Regions from separate parts of the Mus musculus genome. Here region 2 is linked to region 1. The links are chromatin contacts, found by Hi-C in ENCODE. All regions are on one chromosome and are shown on one strand. The core of a region is the stretch at or near the end of the contact, and the rest is flanking DNA. Distances in the headings are between cores, read along the strand shown.

What was found. A loop is a pair of places that touch in the nucleus more often than their neighbours do.
Region 2: a loop to region 1 is called in a map of left cerebral cortex, with 3 times the contacts of the local background. The contact joins the enhancer-like site here to the promoter of Khdrbs3 in region 1. A Hi-C loop is called at or near these places in 1 of 37 maps with a recorded cell type or tissue (left cerebral cortex).

The regions. Positions count from the first base shown.
Region 1 is chr15:68,925,647-68,931,608 of GRCm38, reverse strand. It overlaps Khdrbs3 (KH domain containing, RNA binding, signal transduction associated 3), which reads right to left and starts at 3,189. Exons shown (of 9, transcript NM_010158.2): 1 at 2,776-3,189. The coding sequence starts at 2,863.
Region 2 is chr15:68,732,549-68,738,473 of GRCm38, reverse strand. No RefSeq gene overlaps it. Among named protein-coding and RNA genes, the nearest start is that of Gm49415, 20 kb to the left of the region's middle. Within about 2 kb of position 1,526, at least 1 of the 3 ENCODE cell types and tissues checked has a DNase peak (open chromatin) inside an H3K27ac peak, as active enhancers do; it is left cerebral cortex, where a contact is called at or near this core.

The DNA.
Region 1 (5,962 bases), core at 1,940-4,439:
GTGCTGATTACTAAACTAAAATACTGGTCATGGGAGGGCTTTAATTCACAGGTGCCTTGGCCTGGGAATTAAATCCTTCAGAAGTCTACAATGGAGGTCTGCTTCTTCAAAATGCAGAAAGAGCCCCCTGTCTCCTACAGCAGCATCAATCCTTCTAAGGGACATAGTAATTCCCTCTCTTACATTAAACTAACCAGGGACAATCATATTCACTGTACTGATTTCAACGGTAGTTTAAATGGACATACCAGAAGAGTTCATTTCATCTCTTGGGGGAAAGTCACATGTAGAAAGAAGAATGTCTTTCAAGACAGAAGATGTGGGTTCAAATTAATTCTCAGTACCTACAGGCTGACATGCAGCAGGGGTCCCAGCAACCTCTGGGAAAGCACTGATTGTCTTGCATCCGGGGCTGGAACTGTGAGGATGGAACTAGACAGCAAGTCTTCAAGTGCCGTGGAAACTTTGTAAATCCTGTGCAAAACCCTAAGGACCGTGAGCTCTGGGGACATTAGCTGCGGAGTCTCTCTCGCATGCCACACCATAGTAAAAAATCATCTCAGTATCGACCATCCCCACCTGTGGGAGATTCCAGCATAACCTCTAAAAAGACTTTCTTTGTAGTAAATAACATGCTGTCATATAACCAGGAAAAGGGGTGGCTATCAGATTTCAAATAAAACTTTACCAAAAATCACCCAAATGCTGACTTCAGACCTGATAGTTTGATAGTTTTTTTTTTAAAGCCCTTGTAATGTTGGAGTTACGTAACCGACCATAATTAATATTTCAAATGACAGAGCACCGTGTTCTGGGTATCAGGCTCCATCTCAAGTGATGCAAAAGCTCACAGTAACAGAAGCACTCTGGCAGCAGAGCATCCTTCGCCGTTAAGAAATGTACTTCTTACAAGAATTACAGTCCGGATGAAAAGCAAGGCAACCGAGTTCAAAGCCAAACAAGCCAAAAAAAAACAAAAAAACAAAAAAACAAAAACCACCTCCCACAGTGTCTGGTTCAAGGAATGGAGCCACTACTAACGCCAGCAGACACAGGAACCGATGGAACTGTGAGCATCTGAACAGCACACGGTACGACAACACGACACAGGAAAACAACCCAGACTTTTAAAAGAACTCCTTACCCTTTGAAACCAGTCTCAAACTTGGGAGTCCGACCCAAGTTTGACTTGGTCTCTTCACCCGGAAAAAACGTACTTGGTTCTGACCATTTCTAATCCGCTGATCTCACACGTTGTACAAAGAAATTTCTTACAGAGATGAGAGCCCAGCAAGAAGCCAAAGCTAGACATAAAGATCGGGAGTGGGTAGTACAAACCTAACTGCAGGGACCTAACTACAAGACTGCTCAGAAGGACCGGGCAGCAAAACTTAAAATTCCTTTCCACTAATTTAAGACTGAACAACGCCCATGACTTTTTTCACAAGCTCCGGTATATTAAAGAAATCAAAATAAGCATGCCACTAACCATTAACGGGAGAGGCTGGCAAGCATATTTCTGTTCAAAGAAGCTTCACTTCTTGGAGAAAGTAATTCTCTCCACACCACCCCCACAGGAGGACAACAGCCTAATCCTGACAACTGTCTACAATAGGCAAGTAACAGAGGTCGTGGTTCTAAAACATAGGTGTCTACACACAAATAGAATATGTCTGCCTCATCTTTCTCTCCCAACAATAAGAGTCAGGACCAGCGCTGTGAACAGCATACCCCCAATAGGATCCACTAGACAAAGTGATTCATAAAAATGGTTACAGATCTGACCAGATAATGTTTCTGTCATATCCCTTAAAAAGAAGTATGGAAAAGGAGAGGGGTGAAAAAAAAAAAAAAAAAGAACCAGAGGTTCCCAGACCATCTTCCTCTGAAACATGAACCATGCTGGACCCGGGTGTCGCAGATAGATCCGGTAAAGGCAGGCTTCATTTACCTTCCATCCCAACAGATGATTCAGGAAGCCAGAGGAGAAGTAAACCTGAAGAATACTGTCCTGGGTAGGCGTGCCTCCATAAACCCCAGTGTCCCTGTCCTTGGCACTTCCCGGTTCCTTTTACCACCCGCGCTGGTTGGAGGAGTGTGAAAAATGGCACAGGCGGGTGGATCGTTTGGCAATGTGTTCAACCCTAAGCCTGACACCAATGAGGGTCACCCGACCAGCTTGTCTCAAGAAGAGAAAAGAGCGAGCAAGAACTGGCTCTCTGGCGGGCCTCCTCTACCAAACTGAGACCTTCAAGGGCCGCCTGCCTGCCAGGCTGGCATGAGTGCCCGCCCCCAGGAACAGCAAACTGCCCAGCCGGCGGCCGCCTAGGCACACACAGAAAAACCGTGGGAGAGAAGCTGGGCTCCTCCCTCGGGGCCGCTGGAGTCCTCCCCTCTATCGTGCTTGGAGGATCTGACCCTAAACCTCTTCCAAGGTCCCCAAACTTCACTAACAAACCAAGCACCTGTTCCCTTCACCTCCTGCGCAGCAGATTCGCCCAAGCCCATCCTTATCCCTGATGCGCTTTCTTGCAGCTCCTTAGATACCCCAAACACCCCAGGTCCCAGGGCGTCCCACTCTCTTTCTCTCTGGTGGACTCATCCAGGACCAGTCCAGACACAGGCTCCTACACGCTCTCTGTCCTCCTCCCAGAAGTTTCCCCTGGGTCCACCAGGGTCCCCAAGGAAGAGACTCCAGTCCCTTGCTGATGTCGGGCCTCCTCCCTCCTCTCCGGAGCCGGCTACGCGGGTGCCGTTAACGGCCGCCGAGCTCACCTCGGTTCACCAAGCGCAGGGCGTGCGTGAAGGAGGGGTCCAGAGAGTCCTTCTCCGCCATCAGCTCCGGCAGGTACTTCTCCTCCATGCTCGCCGGCCGCCGGGCCCGCTTCTCCGCCCCGCGGCGCGCGCGCGCCAGCCGCCCCGCAGCCCGAGCCGCCCGCCCCCGGCGGCGCGGACCCCGCCAGGCGCCTCGGCGGCTAAGCCGGGCGGGCGGCCGGGCGGCGGCGGCGGCTCGGGGCGGGCGGCGGCCGCTCAGCCCGGCCCCGTGGAGCCCCAGATCACCGCGCTGCGGGCCGCGGGCTGCAAGGCGGCGGGATGAGCGAAGAGAGCGGGCTGGAAAGCCGAGGAGCGCTGGCCAGTCTTGCTCGCCGGCTGCGACGATGCCTTGCTCTGCCACGACCCGCCCCGCGCGCCACCCCGCGCGCTCTGAGCCGCCGCGCAGTGCCCCGCGCCCTCCCCGCCCCGCCCGCCGCGCCTGCGCGCTATGCTGACCGCCCGGCGCGCGCCGCCTCGTGGGGGCACTGGGACTGCGCGGGCCCGCAGCGGGGACATTGTAGGGGCGCTTCCGGTCCCTAGATCAGGGGTCTCCATCCAGGGCTCCCCGATGAGCGTCTGTAAGCTGTCCAGCATTGCCTTGTATGTGCAGTCTGGGAAACTGAGGCTCATGGGTCAAGTGGCGCGTCCAAGGTCACCCGTCCTAGCCAGAAGGGACAAGGGCAGAGCCTTTGGAGCCCAGGTTCATACTGCCAGGCTCTGGGAACAGGCAGTGCGACCAGACTCCTGGTTTGCCAAAGCACCACGAACTTGCCCAACTTAGGTCGCTTTGCTGTCCGCTGCTATTTGTACGAAAATACCGCCGGGCAGGACTTAAAACGCCAGCCTCCTGAGACCCTTGGCGCAGAAGTCGGTTACATAAAAGCGCCTGCCCTTCAGACTGTCTTTGTCTTCCGAGACTTGCTCCGTGTTGCCCTTCTCCTTATATGGTGGTGTCTGGACGTGGATGAATGAGTCTCTCTAAACTGTCTCCAGTAGGGAACCTACCACACCACGCATGGTGGTGATGTCTTCTGTCGCCCTCCGACAGGCAACCAGACCCCAGCAAATGCTCTCCTAGGCTCCTTTTAGATCCTCTGAGGTGTGTGGAATAAATGTCTCACACTAGACCAAGGACTCCTGAGTCCCTGTTCAGAGGATATCATAACCCCAACCTCGATAACCAGAGTCCCTTGACAGTGCTCAAGACTTCCCTAGAAAAACCTTAATTGCTTCGTTTTTTTCCTCTCCCTGTACTCTAAAGCCCTTCACAGAACTACAACTCCGCTTTCACTAGCCTAGGGCTATCTTGGGGAACAGCAAATTTTGTCTGAGGGAGAGGTCTCTAACACCTGTTGTCAGGGACGGATGTGGAGAGAGCGCCAGAACAGTGTGCTGAAGGAATCCCCCAAGCACCTGATCCCTTTTCCAGCCTTGTGTGGACTTGGTTGCAGGTTAGGTACTACTGTAGCGTCCCCGACAACAACCTCCCCCTTGTCTCTCTTTAGTCAGAACTGGCAAGTGGCAGTAAAATACAGTGGTTAACTAGTTCTGACCTTTTAGCAAACTTAGGTCATTTGTGCCTCAGTCTCTTCATCTATCCTATGGAGATGAGAAAAGATTATTTCTTAGGAACCTCATAAGGATGTACTATTTCACAATCACCAGGCACAAAATGAAAGCCAGACTGTTCTGTGGCAGTCTCCCTCGCATGGCTGCTTTCTGAGGCAGAAGCTTCGAAAGGCAGCAGGCAACACCATCTGTGTGCTCCTTGATGCTGAAGACAGAGCACAACCCCAGCAGAGCAAGCTCATAAGGGTAGATCCTGCTTCTGACCCTGAGCCCCATGCCGGTCTGGCCATGCAGTGTGGCCCAAGTCTGAGCCTCACATCTGGCCCCCCAAGAACTATGTTATGTCAGCAGTCCCTGACATAACATAGTTCTTGGGGGGCCAGATGTGAGGCAGTTGGGGAGTTCTTAAGGGAAGGTTTTTCTCCCTTTACATCTAAATAGAAGCACATGCCTCTTGCTCTAGTCTCCCTAGACTTGAATTCCAGGGATCCTCTGACAAACACTACTGAGGAGAAGAGGCAGGCAGAGTGCCTGGTGAAACAGCGCTCCCTGCCCCGTGTCTTCCATTTTCTGCCTCGGTAGTAGTCTAAACTTTCACTGATGAGTATCTTTATTAAGCAGTTACTAATTATCTTTATTAAGCATTTACTAATTATCTTTATTATGAGCATTTACTAAGTGCCAAGCTGCTCTGGCAGCTTTATACATCGTCCTCTTGATACCTGCAGGAAAGATTCAGTTTATCACCATTTACTCATCAAGAAATCTCCAAGGCTGAGGAATTTTATACTTTGCCAACTGTGCCACCACTGGCAAGCTGAGATTCCAGGCCCTCCTAGTCTGAACCCTTCCCACACCTAACCCTTTCCCGGGTAGTGATCTGAGCCTGATTAGATCTCTGTCCCTCCTCCAGTGGTGCTTTTGGCAGAGATGTCCCGCCAGCAGCTGGGGAGGAGGACTGTGTACCATGAGGCCTACAACAGAGATGCTAACGCGCCTGCTCTGGACCCTCCTCCTCACAGAACTCTCCAAGTGGGCAGGTGCCCAGCCCTGTGAGTGCTCATGCTGGGTCCTCTAGGGGAGAAGACTGATGTTCCTGTAAGAGGCTCAGAAAATCGTCCCCACCCACCAGTCTGGCTGGACCATAAGATCCAGGGCAGGGCACCACCTCCATGTTTTGCTGGCTACTCTGCTGTTCTTCATGAAGTTACCATCCCATGGGTGATGGGTCTTGGAGAAAGTAATAGCTCCCCTGCAGACATCAGCCGGCAGTGATATAAATTCAAGCCTTTGGGATTCTAGGCCAGAGATCTCTCTAGAATACCCTGCTCTGGCCAAGCACTTCCTGTGGACTGAGACTGCTCTGGATTTAGAAGCAAAAGATGTCTTCTCCAATGGCACCTCTGGACAAGGGCACAAGGGCACTGTTGGCTTTACACAAGGCTTTACATCTCCTGTCCACACTCCATGGAGTCCCTCAGCTGGCATAAGGGAACATAACTACCTTTCCAAGTCATTGTCTTGACTCTCAGTCCCAGAGATGCAAGGAGTATCTCCCAAGCCACTGTTACCCATCATT
Region 2 (5,925 bases), core at 277-2,776, 190 kb after region 1:
TTTCTAGGAGTCGGTCACAGCACACTCTTCAACTCCTGCAAGCGTGGGTACTTTATAAGCCTTCTTTTACAGGCTTCTATAGTTTTACATTGGGCTTTGCTACTGAACATAGTTCTATGCCATGCCCAAGTATCCAAGGGAAAGACACAGGCCTCCCTGTTTTCATTTTGCAACAAACACCCAGTGTCCCTTAGTAATAGGATTCAGTACATCTTCAGTATACCAGAGCCTTTTCATGCCTACTGGCTCAATGGCAATAGTAAAAAACTGACAAATCCCACTTTCATTTTAAATCAGCCAGACTGGGGCCTCTGGCAAAAGTATCCTTACATGAGAATTAAGATTTCTTGGCTAGCAAAGCTCACTCTTTAGGGGGAAAAACCCAAGACCCTACAAGTGCATCATTTGATGTTGTAGTCAGAGGACCCATTCCCAATTCCTCCCATAATTCTCAAGCCCATGCATTCTAATTAATTTACACAACTCAAGTTATCTGTCGCCATATCAAATAAAACATTCCGTGGATCCTGGAGGGAAAGCAGTGATTGACACCATCAATAATGGTTTGAAAGCATGGACCAGGGAATTCATATTATGACTCTTCAGATCTTCAACTAGTTTTAAAAAGTGGAATTACTTTTCAGGGGGTCTGAAAGTTATCATAAACGTAATCAGACTTTTAAGCCAGAAGGTAAAAGATAAACCTCACATTTAATTCTACAGAACAAATTGTCCAGGATTTAACCAAGAAAAGAGAGATTGCTTTACACATTTACAAGCATGGGGGTTTTAAAGAACCACTTCATTAGGGTGTGATGGGCACACAAAAGGCTGTTGATAGTTAATTCATACACCAATGTGCTTGGCAATAAGTATAAATCCATCAACCCTTACCACAGTCAGTGTTATGTTTGACCTCTACCTTAAGACCCCTCTGGTTTGTCCACTTGCAGGAGGGGTACTTAACCTAAGACTCTGCCTCTTAGTACACAGAACAATATTATTTCCCTTTGGGTAGAATTATCTGGCCAGAATTCTACTGGGAATCTAAAAAGCATAGGCCTTTGAGTCAGTCCCAAGTCTAGCTGATATAGCAGTAGAAAAGCAAGAAAGTAATATGCCTGCACAGGACCTGCCTGTGTGCAAAGGCCCAGCACTCACGTTCAGGCATTTGTGTAGGGGTGCATGAGGCTGAAGCCAGTTACATAGTGGAGAAGGAACAGTTTCCACAGTCTTTCTGCTAAGCTGTGTTTTCCCTGGGATATGAGGAGAAATACCACCCACTGAAAGCAAGAAGTGAGAAGCAAGTGCCGGTGGGGGTGGGGGGGGGGCAGGGGGAGGAACAGGTGTGGCTGATCACCTGGGAGAGGAAAAGAGACTGGTGTCTAAAGTTGTTTCCTGGCAGTAGGAAGGGGTGCTTTGACACTTCTGGTTCCTGATTATGGAATTTAATGAGGCCAGTCAATGCGACTGTGAATTTGTCTCCAACCTTATCTTTCTGGATGACAGTAGAGGAGCAATTGTGTTTTATTTAAGTTGAGTTTTCCAAAAGAATACAATGCGGAGGTGGGTAGGAGACTGTGAGTAAGAGAGACGGTAGTTCACTAACGTCACAGGAGGAAGTACATGGAATCAGACTAGCAATCACACATCAGCCCTGGGGTATGAAATGGTCCCGCTGAACAGATTCTGGGCATGGGGCACTGACAGGAGCTGCAGGGTGAACAAAGCTGGAAAACAGGCTAGTGCAGTTTGGAAACATCAAGTTTCCAGGGTGTAAGCTACTGAGTTTAGGTGGAAGGGATGAGAAAAGAAGCCAAACTGAGCAGAGTTTGAAAGACAGAAAAAAAAAAAAAAACAAAACCTCTTCCTTAGGTATCTTCTACCCTTGTCCAAATTACCTAATGTTGGCTTACCTTTGTTCAAACGAGCTCATGTATATTCACAGGGTCCATGACTGGATGTCACTGCCACCTGAGCTCAGGGGCAAGAGACATATACCATCCCCACACCAATTTCTCTACTCATGCCTTCTAGTACTGTCCCTTCCTTCCTTTCTCCCTACACATTTCTAAGAAGCCAGTCCTGCTGTGTGCTCTTCTAGACTCTCCCTCTTTCCCCAGAGCGCACCCTCAAGATGATCTTGCCACTCAGATCTCACAAGGCAGCACTCACAGAACTGGGCTGAGGGTAATAGTCACTGGTGACCCAGACCACAGAAAGCCTTGTCCTGTGGAGGCTGAAGGGAGAAAGCACATCCTGCTGAGGTCCTGTTGAAGCAAGAGGAGCCTGAGAGATGTACAAGAGCTGATATACTTGATGGCCGTCAGTAGATGAGTGAATTCCTACCCACAGGAGTCCACATTTCATAGCTCTCAGTCAGTGCTTGCTGGGTACCAGGCTTATTTCGAAGTGAAAGTATATTCAACCCTACCCGACTTGCTTTGCTTTTACATTAAAGCATTTAACTATGAGTTTTAAAAATCTGGTGGTAAAATGAAGCCTTTGCTTTTTCCATCTTTCAAATCAGTCCGTATCAGACAATTTTCGGTGTAACAGACACTGTCCTGAACACCTTGCCTGCAAACATGAACCTGCCAGCAGTTTCCATATCCACACCCATAGATGTCTCCCTCCACCCCCCGTGTTTCTGTGAAAACTGAATGAGATAATATATTCTCAAGTGCTTTGCAAAAAAAAAAAATGGATTAAAAAAAAAACAAACCCGTTGGGGACCGAATATAATTTGTATTTCTCTCATCATTATCATTTTGGACTTTGATTCCAGTTCCTTTTTCCATTGCCTTCTGGGATGCTCCCCGCATTGCCCAGAAATCTCATTCATTAGACACTGAGGATGATTCCCATATGGCCGAAGGAAGTGCGGCTTCCACATCGGCTAAATTAGAAACGTTTAAATTTTTCATCTCCTCCCTTGTCTGCTCTTTGGTCAATAGCTTATTCTGACAACTTCATTACCTCCTAATTACTCTAAGTTTCTATGCTCATTTTCAGTGCATAAAAAAAAAAGCATAACCTACTAAGAAAGGAATTTGTCATGCCAAATCCTTAGACTGACACTGTCCATTGCCTGATCATGGGAAGGGGTTTCTTCCCGTTCACCTGGGAATTGATTTGCAGAGAAGCCTCTAGTCCTGATACTGCAGCCAGCTCCTTCTCTGCACTCCATTGCAAGATGTAAGCCATCAGCAAGATGCCTTTTCTCCTCTCCCTTCAGAGCTGATTTATTCTTTGTCTATAAATCTTTGAGCAGCCATTCAGGAAGCTGTATCAGATGAGCCTTAATCTTTGTATTACTCATTTCTTAAAGGGATTTTAATCTACTGGGCTTTAATTATACATCCCTCAGAAAGTGCTAGCCTTTTCCTAGTGAGGCACTTTCTTCTTGTAATTTGATAATCGCTTTTACTTTCACATCTCATGAGACTATACTTAGACAATTGGGAAAGAGGTATTAGAGGTCACCCTGCTGATGATGCCACCCAAACCTGGAGATTTCTGCTTATTACGGGACCACCAGTTAACATCATAGATTCACAGATGACCCTAATATAAGCTGGACCTCAGACGGGAATCCATCCAGGTATAATAAATGAACGGAGAAGAACAGGGTGTCTGAGCCATGGTTGTAACTGGAATGACTTCAGTGTGAAAGGGAAGAGCAGAAGTATTTGGAATCTCCAGAGAGTGGGTAGAAATGTTGTGACTTCATACCAAAATGGCATCCTGGGGCAATTACCTTACTTCCTGGGCTCCTCATGTTATTACATAGAAGCAGGCATTGCAGGACATCACAGTGCTATAGAAGATAGTTCTGGGATCTAAGGGGAAGAACAAAACAAAACAAACAACAACAACAACAACAACAAAAACCTCCTAGGGCACTTAGAATGAGAACGGCACTTGGTAGGAATTTATTCTCTCTCTTTTATTACTTTCAAGATGGTACAGTCTGATACAATTTGTTCTTTCATCCCTAATTATGTATTGATGCCATTTCAATTTATATGCCCACTCCACCATTCCAGGAGTGCTGTCCTTATAGTCTCTGTTTTACAAATGAGAGAAAATGCTGTGACTAAGTCTTGCTAAGTTCTCTAACCCAAGTGAAGGAGTTGGAATTTGTGCCTGGAAGACCTGACTCCAACACCCACTTCCCCTAATAAGCATTAGGAATTAATGATTAATATTCAAATAATCTTTCTCTGCAATAGGACATTTTATTCTTTCTATTAAATTCCTTCTGTATATGCTAGGACCAGTACAAGGCTGGAGCCATCAATGAGCCTAGAATAGTACATTAAAGAAGTCCTGTGCTTAAAAGCATGATGGGCAATTGTCTACCCTAGACATGATAGCCCCCTTACATTCTTAAGGTCTGAGTACTAGAACTGTCATATGGGTCACTTCTGTGCGTAATAGAGGGAAAAGTGACTAGTAGAAAATACAGAAATGGGGTGGTTTCTGCTCTTTCCCATCCCAAATCTGTGCACAAGAAACACGTGACACCCGAGGAACTGGAGAACTGGAAGAGGCTGGAGAAGACAGACATTCAAGGGTTTTATAGGGCATCCAGGCTCTGGTCTCCACTCTCCTGCATCCATGCTGGAGCAAGCAAAGACCCCGGTAGTTGGAGCCTGAAGCTCTCAACCTGTGGGTCCTGACCCCTTTGAACTCAAAAGACTCTTTCCCAGAGTGAAGTCATAGCATATCGAATATCTATGTTAGGATTCATAACTAGCAAAATTACAGTTATGAGATATTATTTTATGGTTGGGAGTTGGCACAACATGATCAACTTATTAGGAAGGTTGAGAACCACTAATACACTACTGTCGTCAATACTGTAGAACAGGCACTACTGTAGATAAAGTCAGCTTGCAAGCTACCACCATCCCACATATCAGTCCAATTGTTATGAAATAAACATATTTCCTCCAACATGCCCTGACTGATCTTCAAAAGTCATTAGAGGAAGGAGGAAAACTTGGGCAGGGGTACCAAAGTCTAAGAGCCACTTGATCACAAGAGAGCAAGTAAAACCAGAATTAGAATAATAAAGTCTTGACTTAGGATCTTACATTACTTCATGATTCTGTGAATACAATATTTGGCAGAGCAACTTAAAGAGGATAGATATAACATGGTTGAAAAACCAGATCAGAGCAATGCAGCCCATGCCAACAAGAACATGTAAGAGAGCCTGCTAGCACCACAGTCGAGAGAGTAAGACAGAACCCAATGGCTGTGGATCACCTTCAGCGTTCCATTCCTACTGACCCAATTTCTCCAGCTGGACTCCATCTTTTCAATGATCTGGAGCCCCTTAATCTGGTACCACCAGCTAGAGAGCAAGTATTCAAAATATGAGCCCATGTGGGTGTGAGCAATTTAGACATAAACCAGAACAGTATCTTACCTGAATAAGAGATACAGTCATGTGTAATGGTTCTCAGCTCAGATCCAATGGGCTACACTCTAATCTCCAAAATGTTAGGTGGTACAGTTCCACAAGGAAACCCTACCCTATGGATCAGAATAGTGTGTTCCAAATATGGGCAGATTATATTGTGGAATAAAATCTCCCTCCCTTCCAGGGCTACTCTGTATTGCCTCATTTAATACTTCCCATAAATTTGCCCATGGGCTTTCTGTAACTGTGCTGTCTACTGTCAAAAAAAAAAAAAGAAAAAAAAAAGTGAGATACATTTGACTGAACCATGACGTTTCCAGTTTAGTCTATCTGCCAGAATTGACTACATAGTGATGACCAAGCTATTATGACATGTCCACAGATAGAGAGAAGCCAAGCCATAGGATTGTAGAACTAAGCAGTGAATCTAGGAAAAACTAAGAACTGTCACCCTGTGCATTGTTAGAAAGAGCTGAGGGAGAAAGGGAGAG